2 separate regions of the Homo sapiens genome follow, and region 1 is linked to region 2. Evidence: chromatin contacts called from ENCODE Hi-C or POLR2A ChIA-PET data. All regions are on one chromosome and are shown on one strand. Each heading gives the region's core, a stretch centred on a gene start or an enhancer-like site at or near the end of the contact. The rest is flanking DNA. Distances are from core to core; before and after follow the strand shown. Region 1 overlaps SYN3 (synapsin III). Region 2 overlaps SYN3 (synapsin III).

What was found. A loop is a pair of places that touch in the nucleus more often than their neighbours do. ChIA-PET counts read pairs that join two places held with the same protein, here RNA polymerase II (POLR2A). Pooled maps may share reads with other maps.
Region 1: a loop to region 2 is called in a map of IMR-90, with 4 times the contacts of the local background. The contact joins two enhancer-like sites. A Hi-C loop is called at or near these places in 1 of 168 maps with a recorded cell type or tissue (IMR-90) and 3 of 50 pooled maps. POLR2A ChIA-PET finds 5 or more read pairs at or near these places in 1 of 52 experiments (Caco-2).

Annotation. Positions count from the first base shown.
Region 1 is chr22:32,984,809-32,989,100 of GRCh38, reverse strand. All of the region lies in intron 2 of SYN3 (synapsin III), which reads left to right. Among named protein-coding and RNA genes, the nearest start is that of SYN3, 71 kb to the left of the region's middle. RefSeq lists an enhancer at 1,246-2,147 and a silencer at 2,723-3,017. Within about 2 kb of position 1,745, at least 5 of the 41 ENCODE cell types and tissues checked have a DNase peak (open chromatin) inside an H3K27ac peak, as active enhancers do.
Region 2 is chr22:32,624,522-32,628,719 of GRCh38, reverse strand. All of the region lies in intron 6 of SYN3 (synapsin III), which reads left to right. It overlaps LOC107985545 (a long non-coding RNA gene), which reads right to left. Exons shown (of 3, transcript XR_001755504.2): 2 at 2,805-4,198; 3 at 1-374. Among named protein-coding and RNA genes, the nearest start is that of SYN3-AS1, 52 kb to the right of the region's middle. Within about 2 kb of position 1,544, at least 7 of the 41 ENCODE cell types and tissues checked have a DNase peak (open chromatin) inside an H3K27ac peak, as active enhancers do.

The sequences.
Region 1 (4,292 bases), core at 496-2,995, 360 kb before region 2:
CTACCCTTGCAGCCCATCGGGGAGCAGCTCATTTGCTAGCACATTCTTGGCAGGTTACAGAGGCCCTTAAATCTGTGTCTTCATATAATCCTGTTGACAACATGTGAGTAGATCTTCTTATCCCCATCTACGGAAGAGGAAGCAGAGGCTGGTCCAAAATCAGGCAGCAGGTGCCAGAGCTGCCAACTCAAACCCAGGTCTTCTGCTCTGTGCCTGTTGTACATTAAAGGACACACCCAGGAACATTCATTTCTCTCCTGGGTGCCCCCAGGACGTACCTACTTCCTTTGCCCTTGCCCGTGTCCTTTTGGCAGACACACACATCCAGATCCTGCTGCACTCATCTTTGCAGCCCTGGCAAAGACTAGGTACCAAACATTGGATGGATGGGTGGACGGTGACCTCAGGAAGGTGACCCCTGACCTTCAGACTGAGTTGGCTGCTTTTTCTGTGGGCTGAGGGGGATATTTGTGTGAATGCTCTGTGTGGTCATTTTCTATTTTTGTGTCTGTCCCTCCCATTAGGTAGTAAGCCCCCTGAGACCAAGAGCTAGCTATGTTGTCTTTGCGCTTGTTTCCTTAAAGCCTGCAGACTCTGGCACATAGTAGGTGGTCTATCTGTGTATGTTCAGCGTCTTTGAAAGAAGCCTTTTCTACCAACTGAAGTCCAATTTCCCCTGCACCCCACATCTTATCCTCAATCACATTGGTTGTGCATTTTATTCATAGTACTTTTCTTTTTATCTATTTATTTTATTATTATTATTATTATTATTATTATTATTATTATTATTTTGAGACAGAGTCTTGCTCTGTTGCCAGACTGGAGTGCAGTGGCGAGATCTTGGCTCACTGCAACCTCCACCACCCGGTTTCAAGCAATTCTCCTGCCTCAGCCTCCCAAGTAGCTGGGATTACAGGCATGCACCACCATGCCTGGCTAATTTTTGTATTTTTAGTAGAGATGGCGTTTCACCATGTTGGCCAGGATGGTCTTGATCTCTTGACCTCGTGAACCGCCCACCTCGGCCTCCCAAAGTGTTGGGATTACAGGCATGAGCCACTGTTCCCGGCCTCAGTGTCTTTCAAAGAAGCCTTTTCTACCAACTGAAGTCCAATCTCCCCTGCACCCCACATCTTATCCTCAATTCCATTGGTCGTGCATTTTATTCGTAGTACTCATTCTTTTTATCTGTTTATTTATTTATTTTTTGTCTTTTCAATAAGCATGTAAGCTCTCCAAGAACAAGGACTACATCTGCCACTGTATCTGCTGTATCTACTCCTATGCCTGGTGTGGTGCCTAGTCCACATAAGGCTCAATAAATAGTGATTGAATGAGGGAGTGAATAAGTGATGTGAATTGTGATCAGATCCTGCCCACAAAAATCTCCTTCTCTATTGTTCTCAGAGGCAAAAGGTGGGGATCATTTGTCACATCCTGTGGCTCGGGGCCCTGTTATGTCTCAGTTTTTTGCCTCCGCAGATCCCCATACAGGCATAGGGAGTCTCATCACTCTTAGTGCATTCCTTCCCTTCCTAGTTCATTGGACCTTGCTAATTGCATGGAGGACTGAGAGGCTGCACCATTGTTTGCGGTTGAGGGGGCGGTTCCTCCCTCTGGCAATGGGAAGGTGCCAGGAGGGTGAGCTGTTCTCAGGAGAAAACAATGGAGCTAGAATCAGATCTTGGGTCCCTTTGCGTTCCAAGGTCTTTCTTCTGCCACATCTCTGCCCATCCAGCCTGCCACGTGACTCTCTTGCTAACTGGCAAAGTCTCTGAGTGTTTTGCCTTCATTTTCTGCACAGCCCATTGGTTGTCTTCCCTGCTTCTGCCTGGGCCACAAATCAGCAACTGACATGTTGCATCAGAAACATGAAAATCTCTTTCTCTATTTCCACTCCACCCCCAGTGGGGGTGGCCTGCGGAGAGACAGCTGTCCCTGGGACAGGACATTCCTGACCTCTCCTTCCTTGGAAGGACATCACCAAGCCCTGGCTGCGTTAACTCTACATACAGGATCGATTTATTGGAAAACAGTCCTGTTTGAACACAGATCCTGTTTGTATGAATTCCCCTTCTTCTGCCCCTGCTGCAGCCACAAAAGAGCCCCATACCCATTCCTCATCAGTCTCTCTCATACACACTTCCCACCTCCCTCAACTAGGGATTTCCCACCCCAGGCAGCACCAGTTTTATAATATTCTTCTTCCTGGGGCCTCAGATGTGGCAGTAAAATATGAGACCACCCACGGAGAGAGAATCTTCGTGGAATCCAGAGCTCCCCCAGGCCAAGGACTTGATTGATTGGCTGAGGTATTCAGGGAGCTTATTATGAGATTGAACATATTAGGGTGGGAAGAGGAGGCAGCCATGAGAGACAGAGCCCTTAGGCACAGCGGGTCCATCCATTTTGCCTGAGGTCAAACAGCCAGTCAATTACAGAGGCAGCAACCCCAGCCCCCAAAGGCATCTAGAATTCCAGACCATCCCTACCCTTCCCTCTGCCAGACAGAACCGTTCAGAGGCGGCTGAAGCCTGAATGAGCCCCCGGCAAGGAGGCAGCAGTCTGTGTGGCCCATCAGGAGACAGACTTCTGACTTGCAGCCAGGCGGGGGGATGGACTCCCTGACCCTCAGCTTCAGCCCCAGTCCGTCTGCCAGGCCCTGCAGTAAACATTCCAGAGATGGGCAAAACAAATGTTTCTCCTGGGAAGGTGAGGTCTCATCAAGACCACAGCTGCTTGGGTGGTATTGGTGTAGTGCAAAGTGCTTCAGGTTCCAGGTTAGAATCAAGTCGAGGAATGCCAGTTGCGAAGGTTGGCCTCGTACACACCCCCACATCGCAGTGGCTGTAGACCTGTGACTGTATTACAATGGTGTGCCAGTAGATGGCAGTCAAGTGTCTCCAGGAAAGGCCGGCCTACAGACAGTATTTCCTTACCCGGTCAGCGAACATTTGTTAAGCCTGTTGTCCTGTGCCCTAGCTCATTGTGCTGGATACTGGAGACACAGTGAGCATGGAGACTCAGTTTCTGGTTTCCAGGAGCTCACAGACTATATGTTTGGGGGCAGAGGGCAGCTAAGTGATGTGTAATGACAACGTGAAGTGGTAAGGGCTGGAATGGTTGTAAGTGCAGCGTGCTGTAGGAACCAAGGGAGGACGCTCAGCCCAGCTAGGGAAGGGGGTGCTGTCAAGGAAAACTCAGCAGAGTAGATATCACTCATAGGATCTTGAAACATGAGAAAGAGACAATCAAGGAAGTGCCAAGCAGAGGTGAAGGCCTGTGCAGAGGTTCAGAGGCAGGACAGCACAGGAGTATTTAGAGAAGCACAGGAATTTGGATGCAACCATGAAATAGACAGCAAACTGGAGGGGAAGCAGACCCCCAGTCAGCAGGGTCCAGATCATGAAGGACGCCAGGGCTCTGGACTGGATCCAAAAAGTCTGAAAGACCACTTAGGGTCTCCAGGAAAGGTACCCAAATTCTTCCCTCTAGAGTTTGGGTACCCAGATCACTCGTGTGACTTTGAGCAGAGACTTCTCCATCTGGAACACGTTGGGAGCAATCCCTGCCCTACCACCCCTCAGGGTTGGCATGAGGGTCAAATAGGAGGAAGGATGTGAAGGGTCTGGCTGTCCTTATAGGCCAAGGCCACCTCTTTTCCCCATCACCAGCCATCACTCCTTGCACCTGTGAGACAGATCAAAGCAAGGTGAGTCATAATTCTGCTTTGGAACCCCCAAGAGGGTAAGATTGTTTTGTTTATTTGTGGGTCCCCAGCACACAGCACCCACTAGGCACAGGGTAAGCACTCGATAGCTCTTTGCTCTTGTGGATTCTGTTTCAGGCCATGGACTACATACTTTGCAGCTTACTGTGTGCCAGGAACTATTCTCAGTGCTTTGTATGCCTTGTTTCATTTAATCCTCATAACAACCCTGTGAGGTGGCTACTACTATGAGCCTCATTTCCTAGGTGTGGAAACTAAGGCATTCAGAGGTTGGCTTACCCAAGCTTGCACAAGTGAGTGGAGGAGTTGGGGTCCTATCCAGGCTGTATGCCCTGAAGCCATTGCACTTTACTGCCTTGTTGCATAGAGGATTATGTGACTTTCTCACCACACCCTTCCCTGGTAGTTACTGTCACCACTTGACAAATGAGGAAACTGAGACCCAGAGGGCTAAGTGTCTTGTCTTAGAACACATGGTCAGTGAGTAGTAGAGCTAAGATTTTGCCCAAGCCTGTGTGATTGCAAATCCATGTTTTTTTTCCCAGTATGCTGGTGATTG
Region 2 (4,198 bases), core at 295-2,794:
CTGGAGTGCGATGGCATGATCTCAGCTCACTGCAACCTCTGCCTCCTAGGTTCAAGCAGTTCTCCTGCCTCAGCCTCCGGAGTAGCTGGGATTATAGGCATGAGCCACCACGCCCGGCCAAATTTAAATGACTTTTAACCTCTCTGTCTCATTTTATTGTCAGAGGAATTGTGGGAGTCCCCTGAGAGCTCTTCTTCCAATCTCTCTGGCCCAGCCTCTTTGGGGCTGCACTTTGTCAGCACCAGCTTGGGAATGTAGAGAAATCCCCAGGCAGGAGCAGGTAATCCAGCTGCTGTTCCCACCAGTCCCAGATGTCCTTCCAGGGCCTCTTCCTCCTCATCTCCCCTCACTTCCAGTAATGGTCTTCAATATACCTTGTGAAAGAAGAATTCAAACTTGTAAATTAAATGAGGGCACTACATGGAAGCTTCTAGAAACACTAACATCAAGAGCAAGGGGAAAAGCAAAAGGACTCATTGGCCCCTCTCTGTGGAGCCTTTTGGAACTGTATCTTGCCTGCCCACACTCTTCTGGTAGCCGAGAGCAGGGCTGAGGGTGTGCAGGCTCCCTGGACCCCTGGTAAAAACATTCCTCTGGCCGGGTGCGGTGGCTCACACCTGTAATCCCCACACTTTGGGATTTGGCGGGCGGATCACGAGGTCAGGAGATCGAGACCATCCTAGCTAACACGGTGAAACCCCGTCTCTACTAAAAATACAAAAAATTAGCTGGGCGTGGTGGCATGTGCCTGTAGTCCCAGCTACTCGGGAGGCTGAGGCCGGAGAATCACTTGAACCCGGGAGGCGGAGCTTGCAGTGAGCCGAGATGGTGCCACTGCACTCCAGCCTGGGCGACAGAGTGAGACTCTGTCTCAAAACAAAAACAAAAACAAAAACAAACAAAAAAAATGCTCCTCTGTGTTTGTACAGGTGGAGCTTCTTCAAGGAGGGATGGGTGTGTACACAAGCCTGCATATGTGTGTGTGTGTGTTCAGTCTGGATCTTTCTATAAGTATGGGGGTCTTGGAGTTTCCGAGCATGTCTCTGTGTGTGTCTGGGTGTCTGGATGTCTATGCATGAAAGCTTCATACTCCTACATGTGTGTATGATTGCACTTGCCCATCCATGTGTGTGGATGTCCCTCTGTGGTTAGGTTTGGGAGGTGTCTCTGTGTATCAAAGTCTCAGCTTCTGGGTGTGTCCCTGCCCAGGTAGATGTGTGTCTGCATCCCTGGGTGCCAGAGAAAGATGGAAGTACAGATGTGTGGTGTGACCTGCCGTGAGTGTGCGTCAGGGTGTGTAGGTGTGCATAAGTGTAGAGGGACAGCAGAGCATTAGGGCTCACAGAAGCTGCAGCATACGTACACACTATCTTTGCAAAGCAAGTCATCTGTTTTCCTGGTTTTGTTTCTTTCCTCCCCATGGACTCTGGCCCCTCCTTGAAAACAAAGGGAGCTTAAAAAACGCAGCCCTTCCTGTGTTCCCAAATGTTCAGAATGCTGTGGTGCACTTGAACCGTGCCAGCTCGGATGCCCAGCCCTGCCGCTGTTGCAGGAAGTTACCCGCCCGCCGCACTGCCACCCCCCACTTACACAACGACCCCGGGAGGGTGGGTGGGAGGGAAGGAGGAACCGCACAGCTCGCTACCCCTCGACGCCCCAGCCAGTGGCAGGCCCTCCATGGGAACTGAGACTCTGTGTGGGGGCATAAGAGCATCATCTGGGGGCTTCCTCCAAAGCTGGGGGTGCAGGGAGACAACACCTTTACATGGAAATTATTGCCAACCAACCAGGTGTCCAGGGACCTCATTTTCCATTTTACGAGGTCAGTTCTAGGTAGAAGTCAACATTTTCATCGTTTCAACACACATTCACCAAATACCTACTACATGATAGACGCTGTGGAAGATAAAACGACAGCTTTGTCACCCTAGGATTGGTGCCCGCACCTCCACACTCGGGGCACCCAGTGTCCTCCATAACATAAGGGGGTTAAACTGGGTAGCACCAAAGCCTCTTCCACATCAGAAATTCTGTGATTCTTTTGTGGCAAGTTCATGAGTCTGTGCTCCCACACTTCTCCCTGCTCCACCATTCCCCGGTTGGGGCAGGTCAACAGAGTCCCCATCTTTCTCAGCTCTGCCCAAGTGCTCATTCCTTTCCCGCCTTCCTTCCTCCCCTCTGAAAAACCTACTCTCGGTCCTTGTTTACTCAAAGCTGTAAATTCCTAATGAACTCTTCTCTCTTTGTCTACACTTGAACAGGTTCCCTGCCTTACTCTAACCCCACTTTCTACCAGGACGATCAGAGCCCTCCCAGAAATGACCGCAGCCCATCTTTGCCACCTTAGGTCCCACATCATCCCTAACATCTCAGCACACATTGTTGTCAGGTTTGGGAGGTGTACAGAAGTCTCAGCTTCTGAGTGTGCCCCTGCCCAGAGAGATGCGTGTGTGTCCCTGGGTGCAGAGGAGGGTGGCAGGAAAGATGTGTGGTGTGTCCTGCCTGTGAGTGCTGGCCAAGCTGTGTTGCACAAGAGGCACCCTCAGCACAGTCTCCTCCCAAGCCCAGCCTCTTCTCAAGCCATTCCCTCTGCCTACTGGGAACACCCTTTCCTCCCTCTACCCCCAACCATTTCCTTTCACGGTCATTTCAAGGTCCATCTCAAACACCTCCTCCTTCCTTAAGCTTTTCCTGATTCCTCCTTCCTTAAGCCTTTCCTGATTCCTCCTTCCCCACCCAGTAGACGTGAGCTCTGTCTGATTTGAAACCTTTCCTGTGATGCAGAATATTTGGCCTTGACTTACGGTTATCGATATCTTTATCTGTTGTGCACAAGAAGACTTAGATCCTTAAGACTAAGCATCCAAAAATGTGTCTTGCTCTTGCTTGAATCCTCACATGGCGTCAACATTGCAGGTGCTCAGTAAGCATCTGCACAACTCAGTCCAAAGCTCAGCCATGGAATGTCAGGAGTTGGGTAGCCTGGTTGGAGATCATGGCACTGTCAGGGGAAGAGGTGGGAAGAGCAGAAGGAAGGAGTCTTGGAAGTCACAGCCAGGTGGTCAACCAATGACTGTCCCTGTGATAAGCCTGAGACCCCAAACATCTCCCTTATCCAAAATGGCCTGAATGTGTGAAGAAAGAAGAAGGATGCTAAAGTGGTCTATTTATTCCGTCTGGACCACAACTTTTCCAAGAAACAAAAAGCAAGGCCGTGTCATGTACTGAGATAACTCTGGGCTGGGGATGGCAAACTTGGGTGCCTTCAGGCCAGCAAAGGACCAAAGCCAGCTGGGAGAAAGGGGTGGTTGGTGACAAACTAGAGCATCTGTCCCATTTATAGGGAGCTGGTCTTGCCTGCAGAAACGTGGCACATGGATGGCTGGATCTAACCATTGTTCCAAAAAGCCCCATATCCACAGTTTTGTATGAAATCCCTCACTTTCTAAGTGTGGGCAATCTATTCCATTAGAAAGAAAAATCAACAACACTGGGTGGTCCCAGTGAAATCCGTCCACATTCAGCCTGTGGGCTGCCAGACTGAGGTTCCTACCTAGGTGCATGCCAGGTTATGGAGTGACATGACTGTGACGGGCTCCCTGCTGAAGCTAATTCTAAAATCCACCCAACTAGAGAAAGTGCTGGGTATGCCAATAAACCAACCCTGGGCATAGAAAGGCAGCGGGCAAGTGATAGGAGAAGGTTTAGAATGTCTTCATGGTCTCTGAAGCCAGGATCTTTGTGTGCCTTGAGAATCATGACCTAGAGGGTAGGCAGAAGGCTTAGGTCAGTCACCAGCTTATTTGACTTGAGCAAGTGACATCCTCTTTCTGAGCTGCAGAGTCTCCTTGTACAATTAGCGGGCAGGACTAGAATACCCCTGAGATGCCTTTCAGCCTCTGGCAAGGAAATGCTAACCGGTGACTGTGCAAGGAATGGGTCCCACCGTGGCAGGAGAGAATTCCTGTTGGCAGGGCCCAGACCTGGGAACTTTAGATGTGGACCTTGCCTCTTTCCACATGGCAGTGCCTTCCAGCAGGTGCCCAGCGACCAAAGGCCCAGCCCAAGTTCTCACAGCTCCACTCCGATCCTGGAGTCATCGCCGAAATCTTTATCCATGGGTGTGGTGCAGGGCACCAACAATCAGAGTACTGTTGGACAGGTCCCTACAGGTGTTAGATGGTAGGAGTTATGGAGA